Regions from separate parts of the Homo sapiens genome. Here region 1 is linked to region 2. Evidence: read pairs that join two places in POLR2A ChIA-PET (ENCODE). Cell type or tissue: OCI-LY7. All regions are shown on one strand. Each heading gives the region's core, and the rest is flanking DNA. Links, peaks and the distances in the headings are about the cores only.

Evidence for each region. Peaks named below come from ENCODE experiments on the same cell type or tissue, not always from the same donor. Only the 100,000 strongest peaks of a DNase experiment are listed, where the experiment ranks them.
Region 1: POLR2A ChIA-PET joins it to region 2 with 5 read pairs; 2 of 35 experiments call an interaction of 5 or more read pairs at or near these places.

What each region holds. Positions count from the first base shown.
Region 1 is chr7:43,130,793-43,141,109 of GRCh38, reverse strand. All of the region lies in intron 2 of HECW1 (HECT, C2 and WW domain containing E3 ubiquitin protein ligase 1), which reads right to left. All of the region lies in intron 3 of HECW1-IT1 (HECW1 intronic transcript 1), which reads right to left. Among named protein-coding and RNA genes, the nearest start is that of MIR3943, 15 kb to the left of the region's middle. RefSeq lists an enhancer at 1,969-2,565. In OCI-LY7, for the core only: a CTCF peak has its summit at 8,949; a DNase peak (open chromatin) is centred at 4,879.
Region 2 is chr7:43,228,958-43,239,274 of GRCh38, reverse strand. All of the region lies in intron 2 of HECW1 (HECT, C2 and WW domain containing E3 ubiquitin protein ligase 1), which reads right to left. Among named protein-coding and RNA genes, the nearest start is that of MIR3943, 83 kb to the right of the region's middle. In OCI-LY7, for the core only: no CTCF peak of the experiment used is centred there; no DNase peak of the experiment used is centred there.

The DNA.
Region 1 (10,317 bases), core at 1,291-9,290, 99 kb after region 2:
CAAAGACGGGTGTTATGAACTGAATGTCTGTGTCTCCCCACAATTCACCTGTTGATGTCCTAACCCACCGCATGGCTGTATTAAGACACAGAGCTTCTAGGGAAGTAATTATGATTAAATGAGGTCAGAAGGGCAGGGCTCTGATCCAATAGGACCAATGTCCTAGGAAGAAGGGACCCCTGGGAGCTCTGTCTCTCTCTCTGCTTCTGTCTCTGTCTATGATGGAGAAGGCCACGTGAGCAGAGTGAGGTGGTGGCCACCGGGAAGCCAGAAAGCAAGCCCTCACCAGGAACGGACTCAGTGGGAACCTTGACCTCAGACTTCCAGCCTCCAGAACTGAGAGAAAATAAATTTCTGCTGAAGATGCCCAGTCTGTGTCATCACTTACAGCAGCCGAGCTGATACCGCAAAAAGGGAGCATTTGCATTACTTTGGGTTCTCCTAATCTCGTGGGAGAATACTGAGCACGATATATTGAATCATTGAATCACGTAATTTAAGACTAGAGGATCTTTTGGGACGCCATTTAGAAACTACCTTCAAAAAGTAACAAAAGAAGATAAATGAGGGACCACGAAGGCCAGAAACGATGGATTCGATGTGTGGTTCTTCACGGTTAATGAGTGTGACGGAACAGCATTACTTCAGCACTTAGATATACCCTTAACCAATGGGAAATAGCTCACAGTAGGATTTTTTTGGAGAACTGACAAGAAAAGAGACAGGAGACTTACGAGGGGGCACAGTCGCTCATCAGTCAAGAAGCACCTCTATGGCCTGGGACCTCCCTGCTAGTCCTGTGAGTCCACTAACTTCAGCAATCCCTTCATCCCTGCTTCATGTACTGTATAAAGATGTCAGCATAAAAATAATCAAATTCAGAAGAAATGGAAAAAATTTAATGAGGAGAAATATAGATGAAACAGAGCCAAAAAAGGATGTCAGAATCCAAAATTCCAAAGTTTCAAGGTGAATGGGGAAAAAATATGAAACAAATAATCAAAAATATTAAATAAGTATAAATTTAACAATAAAAAGATGACAAAACAACTTAAAATGTAATAATATTCACATTGCAAATAACCTTTATTAGACATTTCTTATCTAGCTAGGCACTGGGCTAAGAACTTTGGATGCATTTTCTCATTTAATACTTACAACAACTTATCACCAAGTCCATTTCACAGAACAGAAAACTGAAGCTTTGAGAATGGTTAAACAATTCACCTAAGACACCCAGACAGTAATGGTTGGGAAGGTAGTCAAAACCACATAATCTGATCCCCAAATTTGCCCTTTTTCCAAAGATGAAAGCCTCAAAATGAATAATGAAATAAAGCAATTAAGAGAAACGAAACCAAACTTGGATTAAGAAAGTAAATTAAAAGATTAGAAGCCGGGAACAATATAAAATTGTGTTAAATTTTTGAATGAAAAGAAATAAGGGAAAACTAAAAAGCAGAAAAATTAAGAAGGTATTATAATAAAATGGAGGTGGAAACAAAAAGAACACCAATTAAAATGGCACGAATCATGTGAAAACGCCTTGTTAAAACAATGCTAAAATACTAAATGTTATAGAAGAGAAAATATGACATTAATTAAATAGGAAAACAGGAGTCTCTAAGTAGGAAATGGATTCACAGCACGGTCTTCCTGGCAGCACAAAGGAATAGTTGCATGTTGCGTCTTTGACTCATCCTCTATGCAGGGGGTCTTTTGAACATTTCTGAGCCAAGCCAGTAGCATTTTAGTGGCCAGACAAGCTGTATGGCAAAACTTCCATTTTACTCTGATTACAGGATTTGCAACAGCCCAGGCTGAGGTTTGCCATGGTGCTCCCCATTAAACACTAGGCCTGAAAGATATTCTTTGAAGAACAAGAGTTTCATGCCAAATGCTTCTGGGGATGCTGTGGCAGCCCCCCTAGGGTCAGGTCAGTATTTCCCTCCTAGAGGCACCATTCACATCAGAGCTGCTCATTAAGAATAAAGAAGATATCATAATAAAATGGAGATGGAAACAAAAAGAACACCAATTAAAATGGCACGAAGGATGTGAAAACGCCTTGTTAAAACAATGCTAAAATACTAAATGTTATTAAAACAAACAAACAAACAAACAAAAAAACCAGTCTGTCTGCACAGCTGCACATGGAAACCTGGCCCTGGTGGAGCTTTACCATGCACAGCAGCCTGCCAAAGGCCTTGAGAAGTCCTGCAGTAAAGAAGCAAAGAAATCTGTTTCTCTTTGTTCAGGCCTCTTTATCTGACATTTAAAATCTCTCACCCACCCTTCCCCCTGCCCCTACCCTGGAATAAGCTCTATTTTCATCCTAAAACAGTTTTATGGAAAGCGCTTTGGAATACTCCGTCCTAAAACTGTTGCTTGAGGTTTTAGGTCACTTGGTCTAAAAGAGAGAGAGGGTTTTTACTAAGGCACAGAACACTAGCCTAATTGTCCAACTTATGTAAAAGCAAACGTTGTAGACATAGTTTGAGAAGATGATGATTCTATAGGGGTGGTAAATAGACTGTGCAGACAAGTACATATCCAGACAGAAAAGCAAGGCGTTTTTATAACAACACTTCAGAAATGTGGAAGAAAGGACACGACAATGAACTCCCCCAAAGCGACCCTCAACTCCTACTCCCAGAAGAAAACCACCCGGTGGTTCCTAATTAATTTACTGGCAGTGCTGGAGCAATCTGTGCTTTAGGAACTAAAATGGAAAAACAGACATAAAAACAAAACAAAAAACTCATGTTTTTAATAAAGAGATATTTAATCATCAGCATAGATTAAACCATTGACTACATAAGCCGAGAAAATGTAAGTTGAAATGATATCTTCACCAGCATCCAATAGTTCCTGAACAACTGGCTTATGCCAGTCCGGGCAGCAGCAATTCCAATCACTGAGAAAACATCTTCTTTCATTACCTCTCCCAGTTGGAGGGTTATTATTCTGACTTTTACAGCTAGAGAAAAAAATTCGAGGGTTATTATTCTGACTTTTATAGCATCTATTTATTGAACATTCTTTTGAGGAATCACACACATAAATGAGAGAGATGCAAAAGAATTTACAAACAAAGCCACTGAAATCATTTCCAAATGTGCATGTCTCTTATTCAGTATATAATGGCCGGAATCTTAAAAAAAAAAAAAAGTGTTGGTCAGAATAATATGACATCTGGATTTGAGCTGCATCTTTGGGAGGGAGTAAGATCTAAACAGGTGATAAAGAAAGCAGAAAGTGGCTGGGCACGGTGGCTCATGCCTGTAATCCCAACATTTTGGGAGGCCAAAGCAGGCAGATCACTTGAGCTCAGGAGTTCGAGACCAGCCTGAGCAACATGGTGAAACCCTATCTCTACTAAAAATACAAAAATTAGCTGGGCGTGGTGGCACATGCCTGTAGTTCTAGCTACTCGGGAGGCTGAGGTGGGAGGATCACCTGAGCCCAGGAGGTGTGGGTTGCAGTGAGCCGTGATTGTACCACTGCACTCCAGCCTGGATGACAGAGCAAGACCCTGTCTCAAATAAATAAATAAATAAATAAATAAATAAATAAATAAAAGAAGGCAGAAAGCATTCCAGGCAGAAAAGATATTATTTACAAGTTCCAAGAGCTGAGGATAAATATAGAATGGAATGTGCGGAATCTACTGATGAGTATCCATTTTAGAGAGAGGCAGGAAGGAATACTGGATGAATGATGAATGTGGGCCACATCTCTGGAGGGTCTAGACCATTTAATCATGGTCTTGGAACCTGAGCTGCAGATCACAGGGAAGAGACAGCAGCTCCTCAGCTAAGGGTAGCATGACTGAGGCTCTGCTGAAAGCATCACCCTGGGATTGACATGCCTGCTGGGAGGGAGGGGAGAGGAGATGCAGAAGAGATGAGCAGGAGTGCTCCTTCGGTGATTCAGACATGAAGCGATTGAACCCACCCCACACACTTGTGACAGCAGTGAGAATGGAAAGGAGGGAAAGTGGAATTCTGGATAACCTCAAGGGTATTTGGGTGATACATCTGTGTCTCACTGCTTAACTCTAACAGGTTGACCTGGATGGTGGGTCTAGTTGCTTAACTACAAGATTTAAGGGCAAGAAGAATTAAAATGTCATTACCAGGAAAAGTCATACTGTTGGCTTTGGGCATATTAAACTTGAGATAATAAAGGGTTTCTCAGCTGAAATGCCTTGAAAACAGTGGGATCAGTCTTAGGTTGGGAACATCCTGGGCTAGAGTCGGCCACCACCAGAACAAGTGAGAGTGGACGTGCATTGACTATAATGCTCCCCAAGGCACAGCACTGGGAATTGCTAATGCTGACCAATGTTTTGCAGCTCCCTGGGAAAAAGTTCTCTTATCTGCAGTTTGGATGGGTTGGATTGCAAAACTGTGATCTGTTTGAGAGGGTAATTTAGATGAAAACGGGCTGGAAATCTTCCACCTGTAGCCTACCACCCTATTTCAGATATGAGGCTGAGGCCACAGCCATACACTGCCAGAAAATGGGTTGTCATTCCTCCATTGTGGAAGGAGTGCTTCCAGAAGTGACCCGTTTTTGCCAGCTCTCCTTCCTAAGCAGTCTCTTTCTACAACTTCTGGGAGATGAGAGAACCTCCCTGTAATTTCAGCCCAGCTGAGGAAGGAGTGTGCTCTCAGCCCTGGGGCTGGAATTGGCCCCCTTTGGGAATGAAGAGCTAAAGAGCTCTGCAAGTGCATCCTCTTATATTATTACCCAGGAAACAACCCTTGTTCCAGTCATGAGAGAAACACATATAACAGCTTTGGGAAGCTACTCATTCAAAATAAGCCCTAGGAGATATGCCTCAATAGATAAGTGCCAACTAAGCATTAAAATTTGGCAAGGTCTAGAGCCCTCATCCTGTCTATAGTAGTATCAGGCGCCTCTGATTCAGGCAGAACCCACATAGAGACAGGACGAGGTTCTTCTAATAATTTAGTAAACATCAGCCTGGATTGTTTTACTGTCCAAAGGTGAATAAACTGAGAAAAAAAAAAGTTGAATACAGATAGGGAGTGCAATTCTAAGAATTTGGGGAAAATCACAGTTTGAAAAGGAGCTATCAGCAAATAGTAAAAAAAAAAAAAAGTGTAAATGGTATCTATTTTGCATCCTGAAAAAAATGTCATAAAAGCATAAAAGGCCTTGTGAAATCAGGTGAGAAATGATGTGAAAAATAACTTAATCTTGATTTTAGAAAAAACTTAAATTCAGAAATCAAACGAAATGAAATGCAAGTTGAAATGAAAAAAGATATAACTCAAATAGGGGATTAGAGCTATATCTTTCCAGCATGAAAATTAAAAGTAATAGAAACAAAGTCTGCTTTAGAGTGAAAATTCAAATCAGAGGTATCAAAAAGGAATAAAAACCTCTTTAAGAATATGAAAGAATGGGTCAAAGGAAAAAGCTATGCATGAAAAGATGATAGGTGTAGATGGATAATTTACCTTTATTGGCTTATCAGAGAAGTTATTTTGTTCAGACATTGACCAAACAAGCCATGAGCATTTCCTTAGTCAAGAGAAATATTTATTTTCTCTTATGTGGCAAGAAGTCCAGAGATGGACAGATCTGGGGTGGGAGGGCAGCTACATGATATTCTAAGAACCCCAGACTGTTTTTTTTAGCCCTAGCTCCATCAAATTTAGTGTGTGGCCCTCCTCCCCAGCTTCCAAGGTGGCTGCTGGCACTCTAGCCATTACAATAACATTCCAGATCTAACAGAGGAAGAGTAAGAGGTGAATGAGGCATGTCAGATGAGTCATCTCCCCTTAAAGAGCATTCTCAGGAGCTCCACCTGGCAGCTTCCAAATTTATCTCATTAGATTCAAATATGTCATATGACTACCCCCTCCCTGTAAGGAAGACTGGGAGATAAAGCTGTTAAGAAGAGACCATTCCCAAATTAAGTCGTGGCCCTGTTAGTAAGTGAAAAAAGAGAGGGAAGATATTGGTAGATAGATAACAGCCTATAACAACATCCCCGAGATAAATACAGTACCACAGGGGGAAGAATCAATACACAAAAATATAATAAGTAAAGATTTTCCTTCACAGAGTAGGCAAATCAGAATTCATGTTTCAGGTAAAGTCAACGAGAGCAAAAACCTATATACCTAGACATTTTAGCAAAATGCTCTGATACATTTTTTAAAACTCTTAAATGTACCCAAGTAGAAAAACAATCCAGATTATCTACAAAGAATTTAAATTTAGGCTGCCCTCAGACTTCTCCATGATCACCAAAGGTAGAATAATATGTCAAGAGTCTTGGGGAAAAAGTCACAACACAAAAATGATAGTCGCAGACAAAACATTATTTATTAAAGTAAGAAAAAAAAATCCCCCAAATATTGAAAGATTGAGGAAAATATGCCACTTAAAAACCTGCAGAAGCCCAGCATGGTGGTGCATGCCTGTAGTCCCAACTACTTAGGAGGCTGAGGCAGGAGGATTGCTTGAGCCCAGGAGTTCAAAGCTGCAGTATGCTATGATTGCACCACTGCATTCCAGCCTTGGGGACAGAGCAAGACCCTGTCTTTAAAAAAATTAAATTTAAATTTAAACATAAAAACACTTAAACATAGACTTTCCCAAAAATCTATAGGTGGGAAGTTCATTCCATTCATATTTTAAAACACATTTATTCTTTTTTTTTTTTTTTTTTTTTTGAGACAGAGTCTCACTCTCTTACCCACACTGGAGTGCAATGGTGCAATCTCGGCTCACTGCAACCTCTGCCTCCCGGGTTCAAGCGGTTCTTCTGCTTCAGCCTCCCAAGTAGCTGGGATTACAGGCATGCACCACCACGCCCGGCTACTTTTTGCATTTTTAGTAGAGACAGGGTTTCATCATGTTGGCCAGGCTGGTCTGGAACTCCTGACCTCAGGTGACCCGCCCACTCCCAAAGTGCTGGGATTACAGGCTTGAGCCACCATGCCCGGCCACAAATTTATTCTTAAAATTTAAGAATGAAACACTTGGGCTATAAAAAAACATAATTTAGGTAAGTTTGAACAAGTTAGAGAGGGCTTGTGACTAATTATATTTTCCGAAGATGGACACAGCTATATATCCTAGCCTACATGTGACAATGTACAGCTCTCTGTTGAGAAGAATTCTTAAGCTAAATCTAGACTTAGCAGAAAAGAATGACTTAAAATTATTGACATGCCAAGATGGGAATCAACAAATAAAGTTTTCATCCAAAACAGCATAAAAAGAAAAGTAAAAGACACTCATGAAAACTGTATTATTAAAAATATACATATATTTGAAAACAATAGATATAAGAAAGTACAAAATAAAGGAAATGAATATCAGCATTAGTTCTTGAGTTAAAAAAACAATAAAATAGACACATTTACAACTAATCTTAGTTGAAAAAGAGAGGGAGGAAGAGAGGGAGAGAGTAAGGGACAGAGTAAGGAAGGAACAGAGAAAGAAAGAGAGAAATATAAAATGTAAAAACAACAACAAAAGGAATTAAAGCTACTAATAAACAGGAAACTATAAAAGAAAAATGGTCAAAAACTTGAATTTAGAAAAATAGACAGTTTTCTAGGAAAAGATAATTTATTTGTCTCAACTAGAAATAAAAACTAAAGAGACCAATAACCATAAGATTAATGAATTAATTTATCAGATTGATACGGAAAAAGGCATAAAGCCCAAGGAGATTTTCCAGGGAATAATAATCACATGATATTCATTTCCCAGGAGAATTTAAAAAGTTTACCAATTCATTTTATAAATGTTAAATACATAGTATAATAAAAATGCAAACTAATCTTATTTATTCATTTATATATAAATGTGTATATATTTCATATGTAAGTATATCATATATATATAAAACTAAACACATTGAGTCATCACAGAATTGAAAAAATAATAGTGCTCAGGTTGGGTGTATTTGAAGGCTGTAAAGATAGTTTAATTCTAGGAAACTTATTAATGTAATTGATCATTTCATTAGGTCAAAGGAAAAAACGCACTAGTTAACTTCAGTAAATTCCCCCAAATTCAATGTTTAGACATGATTAAAACACCAACAAAACTAGAAATAGAATCATCCTTCTTTCTTATTAAAAAACTGAAACAAATAGCCCTTATTATTTAATAATGAAAAACTAAATCCAGCTTAATTAAAGACAAGAACTAAATAGAACTCTTCTTTCACCACATTATTTATTATCGTTCTAATTTTAGCCAATGTTATAAGCACCTCCCACCTCCAACTGAAGAAGAAAAGAAGGGAGGAAGGAAGGAAGGAACAGAGGAAGGGGAAGAGACCAGGAGAGTGGAAGGAAGGAAGAAAGAAGGGTCAAGAATTAAAGAAAAGTGTAAGCACTCAATTTCTTGTGTTAGAGATAACATAAAAGGCACTCACTGGGCAAAATTGGGTTAATTTGAGCACCATGAAGAATACTGATTGTATCACACTGAGTAAGTAAAAATCCTTAAGAACCCAGTGACTCTCTTCCCCTAAAGGGAGGGGTGGAGGAAGGGAGAGAGAGAAAGAGAGAAAGAGAGAGAGAGAAGGAAACTCTTGTTCACAGAAGAATGACCACTAATGAATGTGAAGGGAATCATATGATTGTAAAGTTACCATTTTGCAACCCCCAATGTAGATTTAGGGGCGATCCATTCGATGATACGACAATTAAGTGCAAGGTTATTGGGGAATAGGAATTTGTCCCTATTAGTAAGTGTGAAGACAAATTGTACTTTTTGATGGAGACATCTGAAGATCATTATTTTAACCAATAGGTCATCACAAATAAAATTAAAAGACACATCTTAAACTGCATCAAAAATGATAGTTAACATCTATAATATATAGACTTAATTCAAATTGGCAAGAGAAACACCAAAACCTTACTTGGGGCGGGGGGGCGCTGTGAGGGGCTGTGTGGAGATGCAAAGTCCCAGTACAGAGAATTTGCAGAAAATGAGATACAAACATGATCCTTTCACTAAGAGTCAGAGAAAATAGAGTGGATAGGATTGCATTTGCCTTTGCATCTGAACCTAACAACAGAGGTTTCACTAAACTGGGTATTTTCCCCACTCGATGCCCTTGTAACCCAGGCCCCCAGGCCACCTTTCCCTCCATGTGGAGTCCTCAGCATGCAGCTTTCAATCCTCGGTCATAAGACAGCAGGAGGAGACAGAAGGACAAAGGGTGAACACTTGTGCCAACTGAAAATGTCCCTCCTGATCAGGAAAACAACATCTTTCCCAGATGCCACTCTCAGGAGTCACCTGGCTGCACCTACCTGCAAAGAGCCCACCTCCAGTATCCCTCTTCCTTTGGCAAAAGAGCAAAACTAAAAGGGTTTAAATCATAGCGCTGAGCACTGACAAGTTGGAGTCTGGCACCTTCATAGAGGGTTGGAATACAATATATGTTGTTACAACTTTCCTGAAAAGCCACATTCTTCAGTATGTTTGAGGAAACCCCAGTGTACCTTTTGATTCATCAGTTCTGCTTTTGAGAATCATTTCTATGGAAATACCAAAAAAATGCAGTCAATGATTTGTATACACTGTATTAATCAATTCAATGTTTCTAACATCCACTCCTCTCAAAAAACAAAACAAAGGTACATTTAACTTCAGTGCCCAGTAATAAGTGAAAGGCTGAAAATGCAGGGTTGGTCATTGGAAAGCCCAGCAGTGTGAGCTGGTCAAGCCATAGAAACACTTCAGGTCTCAGTACTCCCATCTGTAGACTGAAGTTAATAATACTTTTCACACAAACTTGGAAGGATTAAATACAAAAAAAATTTTTTTTTGAGATAGAGTCTCACTCTGTTGCCCAGGCTGGAGTGCAGTGGCAAGATCTCGGCTCACCGCAACCTCTGCTCCTGGGTTCAAGCAATTCTCCTGCCTCAGCCTCCCAAGTAGCTGGGATTACACGCGTGTGCCACCACGCCCATCTAATTTTTGTATTTTTAGTACAGATGGGGTTTCACCATATTGGCCAGGCTGGTCTTGAACTCCTGACCTCCAGTGATTCACCCGCCTTGGCCTCCCAAAGTGTTAGGATTACAGGTCTGAGCCACCATGCTCAGCCAAATAAAATTTTATACATAAAACATACAGTAAAGTGCCACACTAAAGAATCAATGCATAATAGATACATACATATACACAAAGTACTAAGTAGATTATTGTATACCCAGTTATTAATACAGGTTGAGCATTTCTAATCCAAAAATCTGAAATCTGAAATACTACAACGTTTGAAATGTTTTAAATGCCGAC
Region 2 (10,317 bases), core at 681-8,680:
CAGAAAATTACATTTGCTAATTTAACAAAACTATTCTTTGTTGCAAGAGCCCAAGAGGTGGGATGAAGAGTTTCACTAGATCGTCTCCCTTTTGGCTGATGTCACAGCAAATATTCATCAGCCATCAGCCAGACTGGATAGCAGGCCAAAAACGTGGCCGTCTGGTCTCACGTTGGAAGTTCTGTTTTAAACTTTGTGACCTTGATTCCATCAGCATGAGTTGGGGTCTGACTGATTTTGTTTTGTCCCAATCTATTGTCTTTCAGTCCCTTGTTTTGATCCAACATCAATTTTCAGGAGATATAAAATTTACTGTTATATAACATTATGGTGTTATTGTCACTGAATTCATTTTCCTGGGAGGAGGTCTCTTTATGATCCAATACCTAATAGCATCATTTCCTGTCAGCAATGACTTACAATGCCTTCCAAATTCCCAGGCCCCTCCTCTATGACAGAAAAACCCTCTTACATTAGAGGGAAAAAAAAGGCTTTGACAAATAGTCCAGGCTTTACTTGAAGAGCATGAACTTAGTGGTATAGCCAGTGGGCTATTCCTTTTTAAAGATATTTATTTTACTCATATATTTTTCATTTTCATTCATTCATACATTTTTTCACTTCTCTAGCATATCCATACGGCGAAACAATGACACACAGGGAGAACATAAAGATGGCTTCACTTTAAACTTCCACGTTCCCTAACTTCCCATTTGACACTTTCTTCCCAAGCTGAGGGAGCCATCCTTGTTTGTAGATAGACTGGTCCAAAGATCCAGTTTGTCCCTAGAGGAACAGTTCTAACTCCATACCAGGCAACATAAATATGACCACCTGTGGGTGTGGCCACCTCCTCCCCAGGCCTTACTCCTCAGACTCCAATTTCTGAGCACCAGAGGGAAAAGTCACATGAGAAGTCAAGCTGGGTCCTGGAGCCAAGGTGGTAAGAACAGGGATGGGGACAGCTTCTGGACAGCACCCACTCTGGTGCCAGCATCATGGCCATGAGCTGGGACCCCTCCCCACCAGTGCCATCCCTCCCAATGCAGCGCTTTATTGCTGCTCAGCCCAGAGCTGTTTGCTTTCTTCCCTAACCTTCATGTTTCATCTGAGGCACATCTGTGGTGGGCAAACACACGTAATAGAACTCCATCCTTGAATAACTCCACAACAGAGCTGTCTTCTAAGAATAATAGCTAATCCTAGGGTGTTTTCATTAAAAACAGATTTCAGTGACAGACTATCAAAACATTTTCCTTTTACAAAAAGCAATATGATGGGGCAGAATTATGCAAAGGATACAGGCTTCACTCTGCCCTGAGCAACCAAGGGCCCTCTCCCATCGGCTTCAGTATCTCATTTAACTTTCCTGTCATGGATATGCAAGCAGACTAAGTCCTACTCAGCGCTTTTGCAGGCTCCAAGTGGGGGCGGCGGGGGGGAAAGACTGGTGAATTGCATTTCTGCCTCTATTTTCAAAATCTGTCACCAGTTATCCTTGAGGGGTGGTTTGCTTGTGTTCTTAGGGAGTTGGAGAGGTATTATCTAGCAAAGCAGGCTCAGAGTCACCCAACATGCATTGACTGTCTCCCACATAGCTGGCATTGTTTTGGGAGCTGCAGATACAATGGTAAATGCTCATCTTGCTTTACACATATTAACCCATTTGATCCTCACAATAATCTAGCGAGGCAGTTCCTATAACTGTCTACACTTTACAGAGGAGGAAACTGAGGCATGGAGAGTCACTGTAATATGCCCAATGTCATGCAAGTAGTAAGGAGCAGAAAAGCAGATTCAGAGCCAGGCACCTGGCTCCAGAGTGCCAATGCTCAGTGGTCCACTCTGCAAAGATTAGTGTGGTCCCTGCCCTTCAGGAGGGGAGACACACCGAACAGATGAGCTGAACACACAACAAGATGTTACAGCATTCCATTTAAGAGCCGAGGAGGGCTCCAGGCAGGTCTTCTCCAGTGATTTACATTTTATTTTGGTCAGAAATACCTTTAAGACACTGGCAGCAATGTCCCTTTTCCCCAGAACCTCTGAAGCCCCAGCTTCCATTAGGCAAACAGTCACACTTTACCTACCTACCTACCTACCTACCTACCTACCTACCTACCTACCTACCTACTTCCTTCCTTCCTTCCTTCTTTTTTTCTTTCTTCCCTCCCTCCCATCCCTGCTTCCTCCCTCCCTCCCTCCTTCTCCTCCCTAGTTTTCACTTTACCTTTATAGTCTCTTCTTTCTGAAATTAATCATTGGGTATAGTTAGTTTTTTTTTGGTTTCATTTACTATTGTGAAAGGAAAATAAATCTCGGGACCCCCAAATCACTAAGCCAAGGGAAAACTCAAGGTGGCAACTATGGCAGGCAAACCTGCTTCCCATTTTATTCCTAAATAAGGCAGCTACAAAGATTTTTAAAAAGCTACACAACTCCCTCATAATGTGCCCACAAGGAAATTTGTTGTGGGCCTCATGATCTTTACCCTAAAACAGTTCTGTTGAATTTCACCCTGGCAATGTAAACTGATAGCTAATCTTCACAGCTCACCTGAGACAAATGCATATTTGATTGCTTCCTCTGCCCTACTGTTTATGTAAAAATGCAGATTCACCGAGCCAGACTACATTGAGTATTCAGCGAAAGGCTGATCAAGGACTCAAAAGAATGCAATCTTCTGTCTCTTATCTACCTATGACCTGGAAGTTCCTGCTTCAAGTTTTCCCACCTTTTGGGACCAAACCAATGTACATCTTATACATATTGATTGACGTCTCATGTCTCCCTAAAATGTACAAAAGAAAGCTGTACCCCAACCACCTTGGGCCTCAGGACCTGACACCGTCAGGAGTGCAGCCTTAACCTTGCCAAAAGAAACTTTCTAAATTGACTGACACCTGTGTCAGACACTTTGAATTCACACTATTTCATTTGAGCTTTTCCCCCCCATGAATGGTTTCCCAAATCACTTAATAATTTTAGTAATTACTTAAATAATGATATAGATTAAGTAATCACTTAATATATCATAATATCTGAAATTTCTTATTAACTTGTGTCTATTTCAGGACTTTACTCCTATTGCTCTTTCCATTCATATGCCCACACATGAAGTTTTAGTGTTTGCATGTGTGTATATACACGGACTAGTGCATATAAACATATTTACTGTATATTTATTATATATATCACATTGGGTAGCACAGGTACCTCCTTCATTAATTTTAATTTCTCATTTCTATAAAAGAAACGGAGTCTCACTATGTCGCCCAGGCTGTTCTCAAACTCCTGGGCTCAAGTGATCCTCCCCTCTTGGCATCCCAAAGTGCTGGGATTACTGGTGTGAACCACCGTGCCCGGCACTTCATTAATTTTTGAAATAAGTTCTCTTAGCTGTGCTTGCATTTTTATCCATCTAGAATCCAGAGAGCTGGTTACTGTGGGCCCAGGGGAGTGTGCTGGGTGTGTAGGAGAATGCCACCCACACCCATGCCCACACTCAGGACTCCCCACCAAGATGCCAGTAGAGCCCAATACTGAGACCCACTGGCCATCCTCCAGAACATAAAGATTCACGTATCTTGTTAGTGGGATTAAATTAAACTAACAAATGACTATGGGAAAGTTTTGCACATTAAGTTATCCCATCCAGGAGCACCATGTCTCTGTATGGATTAAATTCCTGTTTTCATTTTTAAAATGAATCTTCATAGATTTCCTCATGTAGCTCACACAAAGTCCTGGCTGCTTGGTAGTCCATGTTTTCTTTTTCTTGAGTTCAAAATGTTTTCTGAAATTATCATAGGCTTGGGCCAAGGATGCCTCTCTTATTCCGCAGTTTTAAAGAATAATAGTCCCTTATTCCCTTCTGTTGTCTTTTATCAGTCTAGTATTTGTTCCCAAGTATTATCTTTAAACACTTTTCCTGGTCTGAAGTGCAGGCTGGGAGGACAGAGGTCCCCCATCAAGGAGGGCCAAACCTCCTCCTGCTGTGGCCACTCCTCAGAGCAGGGGGTACTCTCTGTGGATTTCACCCCAAGTAAGGTGATGGGTGTGGGGGCCGGGGAACTCCACTTCTTCCTGCAGGGTCCCCAGGGACAGAGCTCCGGGCTCCCTTGGATATGGCTCTGCCAGTTCCAGGGGAGGCTCTCCTGACCTGGCCAGCCCCAGGTGTGCTCTGGCTGGCTTCCAAGGGACTAGTGCCATCAAGACTTGGGTCTGGACCACGGGTCTGGCAGGGGATTGGCCGGATTTGCTGGTGATTCACTATTGTGAGGCAATGAGATAGGGAGGAGAGGCCTGCACAGGGACCCAGATAGTCATGAAAGGCGACCTTATTCAGCATTTATTTCATTTGCTGTGCACATATTTCCTTTCAGGGCCTCATGTGGAGGGGGCTTTTCATTCATGCATTCACTCAGCAAATGTTTGTGGTGGGCCAACTTCATACCAGGCACTGTGGATCAGGCAATACGTGAGTGAGCAACACAGCCTACAGGCCCTGGCTGTGGAGCTCGTGTTGAGGGAAAGAGAGCAACCAAAAACACAATAAATAAGTAAACTGCACATGTTAGAGATCATGCAACTTCAAGAAATAACAAATGAGAAATGAAATGTTAAGACGTGGGTAGGAGATGAAGGTTTCCCTGGGTCTCCAGGAAAAGCTTCAAAGATAAGGAGGTTTTGAATAAAGACCTGAAGGAAGAAAAGGAAGTGTCCATTCCTGCCCAAGGGAAGAATATTCCAGGCAAAAAAAAAGGCCTGAGGTGGGAGAGCATCTGCAGAGGCCAGTGTGGCCAGAACATGGGGAACAAAGGGGAGGACAGAAGGAAATAAAGCTGGGGATGTCACAAGGGGCCGGGTTGTGTTAGGCTTCTAGTTCACTGGAAGGACTCTGGTGTTCACACATTGCAAGGTGGGAAGTCACTGGTGAGCCCTGAGTGGGGAAGCGACATGATCTGGCTGGCAGCGAGCAGGGGCTCTCTGGCTGCTGCTTTAGGAACACACTGGAAGGATGAGGAGGGAGGAAGTTGGGAGACCTTGCAAGAATCTAGGCCAGACACGGTGGTGTGAACAGGGTGGGAGAGGTGTGGGTGGTGAGAATTTGGCAGAATTGTAGACAGAAGAGAGCTGTCACTGGCAGGGCGGTATTGCATGTAATTTGTAAAGTCTGTGGATAACCTTTTGCTTGTTTAGCAACCCGTATATTGCACGCTGCTCTTGCAGACTGTGGAGAGAAGCTGGCTGCTCCTCACCTGCTCATCTCGCTACCTGCGATGAAGCTTATTTCTGGATGATATGAAGTATCTTATCTTTCCCGTACCAGAAGCTGCAATCTATTTCCATGCCTCTCTCTCTCTGAATCTGCCTTTTTCTATTGAGGCTATCACAGCTTCTATTATGCCCATTGTGTTGCTATACCTACTTCCAGCTTTGCTGCATTTTTGGGAACTGGAGAGCTCCAATAAACACAGGAAGAGAGGAGCAAGTGGAGGCTTTGAGACTGACTGGTGCAGGCCTGGAGCTACTGAGGACAGGTGAAATGTGCAGGTAGGCAGAGGTCTGGGCTGATCTTCAGAGTCCAGTTGCACCTTTATCCTGGAAATCAGTTGTGGAGTCAGATATACCGATCCCTATTTCTAGCTTCCACAAAAGTATTATTTTGCACCATTTTGGAAGCTTTCATAAAACTATTTTTATGGAAGTTATTATTTGGGGGAAGGAGAGGCATCCAGGAAAATCTATCATCGGCCTGCTAAATGGACTGCACCACCACCTTTTCCAATTACATATTTTTCCACTGGATAATATTTTAAGATTCTACAGACACATGAGTGTCTAAGACATTGAAAAGCAAACAGCAGCATCTTTCAACATAAATATATTAAAGCCCATAGGCATGCACTGACTTGGATATATGCGACTGTCTGTGGTCAACTCTTGTCTTTACCATAATAGAATCTAAAAAGTCCTGGAGACTAAATAAATTATGTTAGTTGGTGATAGGATATGGAGGGCTAATGAGGCAAGAAAAATTATAATATCCAAATTGTGATTTTTTTTAGTAACTGTTGTTTCTACATTGAATATATATGAAAACATTAAGAGTTTCCAGATGTGATATTGAACATAGAAATAGAGGTTCTGGGAGATAGTAACAACCAGCTAGGGAGAAGGAGAGAAGTTAGATTTTGGATCCAGTCTCTATATGTCAGTCAAAGGAGAATATGTGCCTGCTGAGAACTATGAGCCAGAGGGGCACTCATCTCCACAACTCTGAAAACTGGGTCTCTACAACTAAACACAGTAATCAGAATATTAAAAAGCATGAGTGTCATGAAACAATGTTCCATGAATATTTTTGTGTTTTTGGTGTTAATGATTTCTGAGCAAAGGCACATGGGTTAAAGGACGATTATTGGCTATCCTAAAGATAGAGACTTCTGGAGAAATATAAAGTCTTCTCTCTTCTGGAGATGGTGAAAGCCTAGAGTCCTTTGCCTCCTCTCCCCAGAGAGGATTATTTTACATTCCAGAGCGGAGGTCTGGCTTTGGCCAATTAAATGTGATGTTCACTGTAAGCAAGAAGTTTTAAGAGGTATCATGAGTTTCACCATCCCTCTTGCTACTGCCCCTTTTCCCGCAAGAACATCATGTTCAGTTCTAGATTGGGCTATGCCTTCAGCCTACACTTCAGAAGCACATCTGAGCCCAAACCACAAGAGGAAGGAAAGCTGCAGCTGACCCACAGCCAAATGTGATGTGAGTGAGAAATAAGCTTTTGTTGTGGAAGCCACTGAGATTGTATGGGTATTTATTTCACAGCATAACCAGCAAAAGCAAGCTAATGCAGTTGCACAGCCAGCCTCCATTTCTACTCTTCTTCTGAATTAAATTCCACTGCTCGGGGCAAGATGGCATGTCCTGATTCTTTTATGCCACCAGCACTTGGCTTTTCCCTAAATTGACCTACTTTGAAGGAGGGTTCTTATAGTTCACCAGTGGAGGACGGGTTCTGGCACAAATAGAGACTTGTAAGGTTGCATTTAAGGATGTCTTTCTTCTTTCCTGTGGCCCATTCAAACTATCCCAATCAACCAGGTCCTCTACTTTTTCTTTTTGTATTTGCTGGTTTCTTTCTTTCATTGAAATTCCAAGCTCTTTCCTTACAATCAGTTTTCTCCAATTACTGTCAACTCTGGGATCAAATTCCTCCAAGAGGTTCCTTTTTTTTTTTTTTTTTTTTTGAGATGGAGTCTCGCTCTGTCGCCCAGGCTGGAGTGCAGTGGTGGGATCTCAGCTCACTGCAAGCTCCGCCTCCCGGGTTCACGCCATTCTCCTGCCTTAGCCTCCCAAGTAGCTGGGACTACAGGCGCCCGCCACCACGCCTGGCTAATTTTTTTTTTTGTATTTTTTAGTAGAGACAGGGTTTCACTGTGTTAGCCAGGATGGTCTCAATCTCCTGACCTCGTGATCCGCCCACCTTGGCCTCCCAAAGTGCTGGGATTACAGGCGTGAGCCACCGCGCCTGGCCCCAAGAGGTTCTTATGTCAGAATACATTTTGTGTGCCCTCCTCAATGCTGCCACCGGGACTTGGTTCCTGCTGACGACAGCTGAGGATCTATGTTACTGGTATAAGCCCACAGCTGAATTCCTATATCTTCACCCCAAGCATTGAAAACCAGGGGAAGTATGTCTCTGGCACCATCCAAGGTCTACATAGTCACCTTGAATCTACTATCTTGGGTCCTTTTCAATCTCTTTAGCTGGCAAGCAGTGAGTCTCCGTGAAGGCACTAAGTTCCCTAACTGGCATCCAATAGTTTGAGGAATTCTAAGGTGGAACATGATTTTAATGGTAGCACACTGAGCAAAGCAGATAACATGCCTTGGTGGAAATCAATTCAGTGAATCCACGTCATGTGAAAACACCAACAGGGATGCTTTCAGATTTGTAAATGCCCAGAAAAAAAGACTTACATTCAAGGGGCTGTGATGGGAGGGACATATGATTCCCAGCTGTGGAAAGGACAGAAGTGCAGAGGGAGGTAGAGAAGCCCCAGTTCAAGTCTCATTCTGCTACTTTCTGGCTGTGGGATCTTATGGAAGTTAGTTAGCCTCTCTAAATGTTAGTTTCTTACTTGTCAATGAGAATTAGAATTCTATCTACTTCATAGTGCTGTCAACAGATTTTGGAGGGAAAATAAATGCAGAGGACTAAAGAATAGCACCAGACACATAGCATCTATTCCCTACAGAACAGACAGAGGATTCAGTGTTGAAAAAGGCATGTCAAACTCAGGAGCTGGAGGGCCCTGATGATGTGCTAATGCTTGGAAGAGCTGCAACCAACAGTCCCTTTCTGCTTTAATTTATTTTTTTTAAATCTTGGCATACTTTCAGACTTACAGAGAAGTTGTATGAATATGACAATGAATTCCCTAATATATTTCACTCAGATTCTCCAAATGTTCACATTTTGCTGTTTGTTTTTCCTTTTTCTGTCTCTCTGTATGTGAGAGACATATAATTTATATACGTATACATATTTATACATACATATGTGTCATGTTTTTCTGAACCATTCAAGAGTAATCTGTTGACAGGATGCTCCCATACTCCTAAATACTATGATGCATATTTCCTAAAAACAGGACATTCTTTTATATACCTACAGTACAATTATAAAAATCAGGATATTAATCTCAACATGGTCCTATTATCTAATCTACAGACCTTATTCAGATCTCATCAATGTTCTCAATAATGTCCTTTGTGAAAAAGAAAAATCCAAGATGCAAGATCTTGTGTTATATTGAGTTCAGTTGTTTTCTTTGTATTCCATGACACTGGTTGTTTTTATTTATTTATTTTTGAGACAGAGTCTCTCTCTGTCACCCAGGCTGGAGTACAGTGGTGCGATCTTGGCTCATTGCAACCTCTGCCTCCAGGGTTCAAGTGATTCTCTGGCCTCAGCCTCCTGAGTAGCTAGGACTATAGGTACCCGCCACCATGCCCAGCTAATTTTTTGTATTTTTAGTAGAGATGGAGTTTCACCATGTTGGCCAGGCTGGTCTCAAACTCCTGACCTCAAGCAATCCTCCCGCCTCGGTCTCCCCAAGTGCTGGGATTACAGGCGTGAGCCACTGTGCCCAGCCCACTGATGGTTTTTAAGGGTATAGGCTAGTTACTTTGTACAATACTGCCCACTTTAAATTTGCCTGATGTTTCCTTGTGATAAGAGTCAGGCTCTGACTTCAGCAGGAGCCACAGAAGCCACGATGAACCCTCAATGCCCTGTAACAGGAGGTATTAGGCTGGTGCAAAAGTTACCGTGGTTTTTGCCATCAAAAGTATGGCAAAAAAGACCCACAATTACTTTTGCACCAACCCAATACAAGCTGCACTGATGATGGCAACTCTTGGTTAAGGTGCTGTCTGTCAGATTTCTCCACTGTAAAGTCACTATTTTATCCTTTGTAAATAATGAGTATCTTGTGGAGAGACACTCGGAAATTACATAAATATACTGTTACTTCTCAAAATTTCACCCATTTCCTTTACCATCCATTAACTAGTTTTTGCTTGAATCAGAGGCCGCTTTATTTATTTATAGCCCATTAATTTTTTTTTTAACTTTTATTTTAGGTTCAGGTGTGCCTGTGCAGATTTGTTGTACAGGCAAACTTGTGTCACAGGGGATTGTGGTACAGATTATTTCATCACCCAGGTACTAAACCTAGTACCCAACAGTTATCTTTTCTGCTCCCCTCCCCCTCCCACTCTCCACCCTCAAGTAGATCCCAGTGTCTGTTGTTCCCTTCTTATGTGTTCATGAGTTCTCATCATTTAGCTCCCACTTATAAGTGAGAACATGCTGTCTTTGGTTTTTTTCTGTTCCTGTGTTAGTTTGCTAATGATAATGGCAGAGGTCTCTTTTTAAACAGAGTTTTGAATTCTATCGTTTAAGAAATATTTTCCATGGCAATGGATCTTAGGAGACTCATCAAAGCCATTATGGTGTAAAGCATCCCTCCAAAAAAATGAACTCCTATTTGGTGTCAGCTGATTGCAAAGACTTCAACATAGGGAAGGAGGAGAGAGCTCAACACCGGAAACGTATCTAATTTACCAGAAAGCGAATACAAATTAAATGTCTCTTGACCTTAAGGTACAGCAGCTATCTCACATCTGGTTTAAACAGAGCATTAATTGTTCTTCCTTTTTATTACAAAAATAATTCATTCGTACTGTGGAAAATCTGAAAGCTATAAAAAGCAGAAAACAGAAGAAAAAAAGACACTCATGATG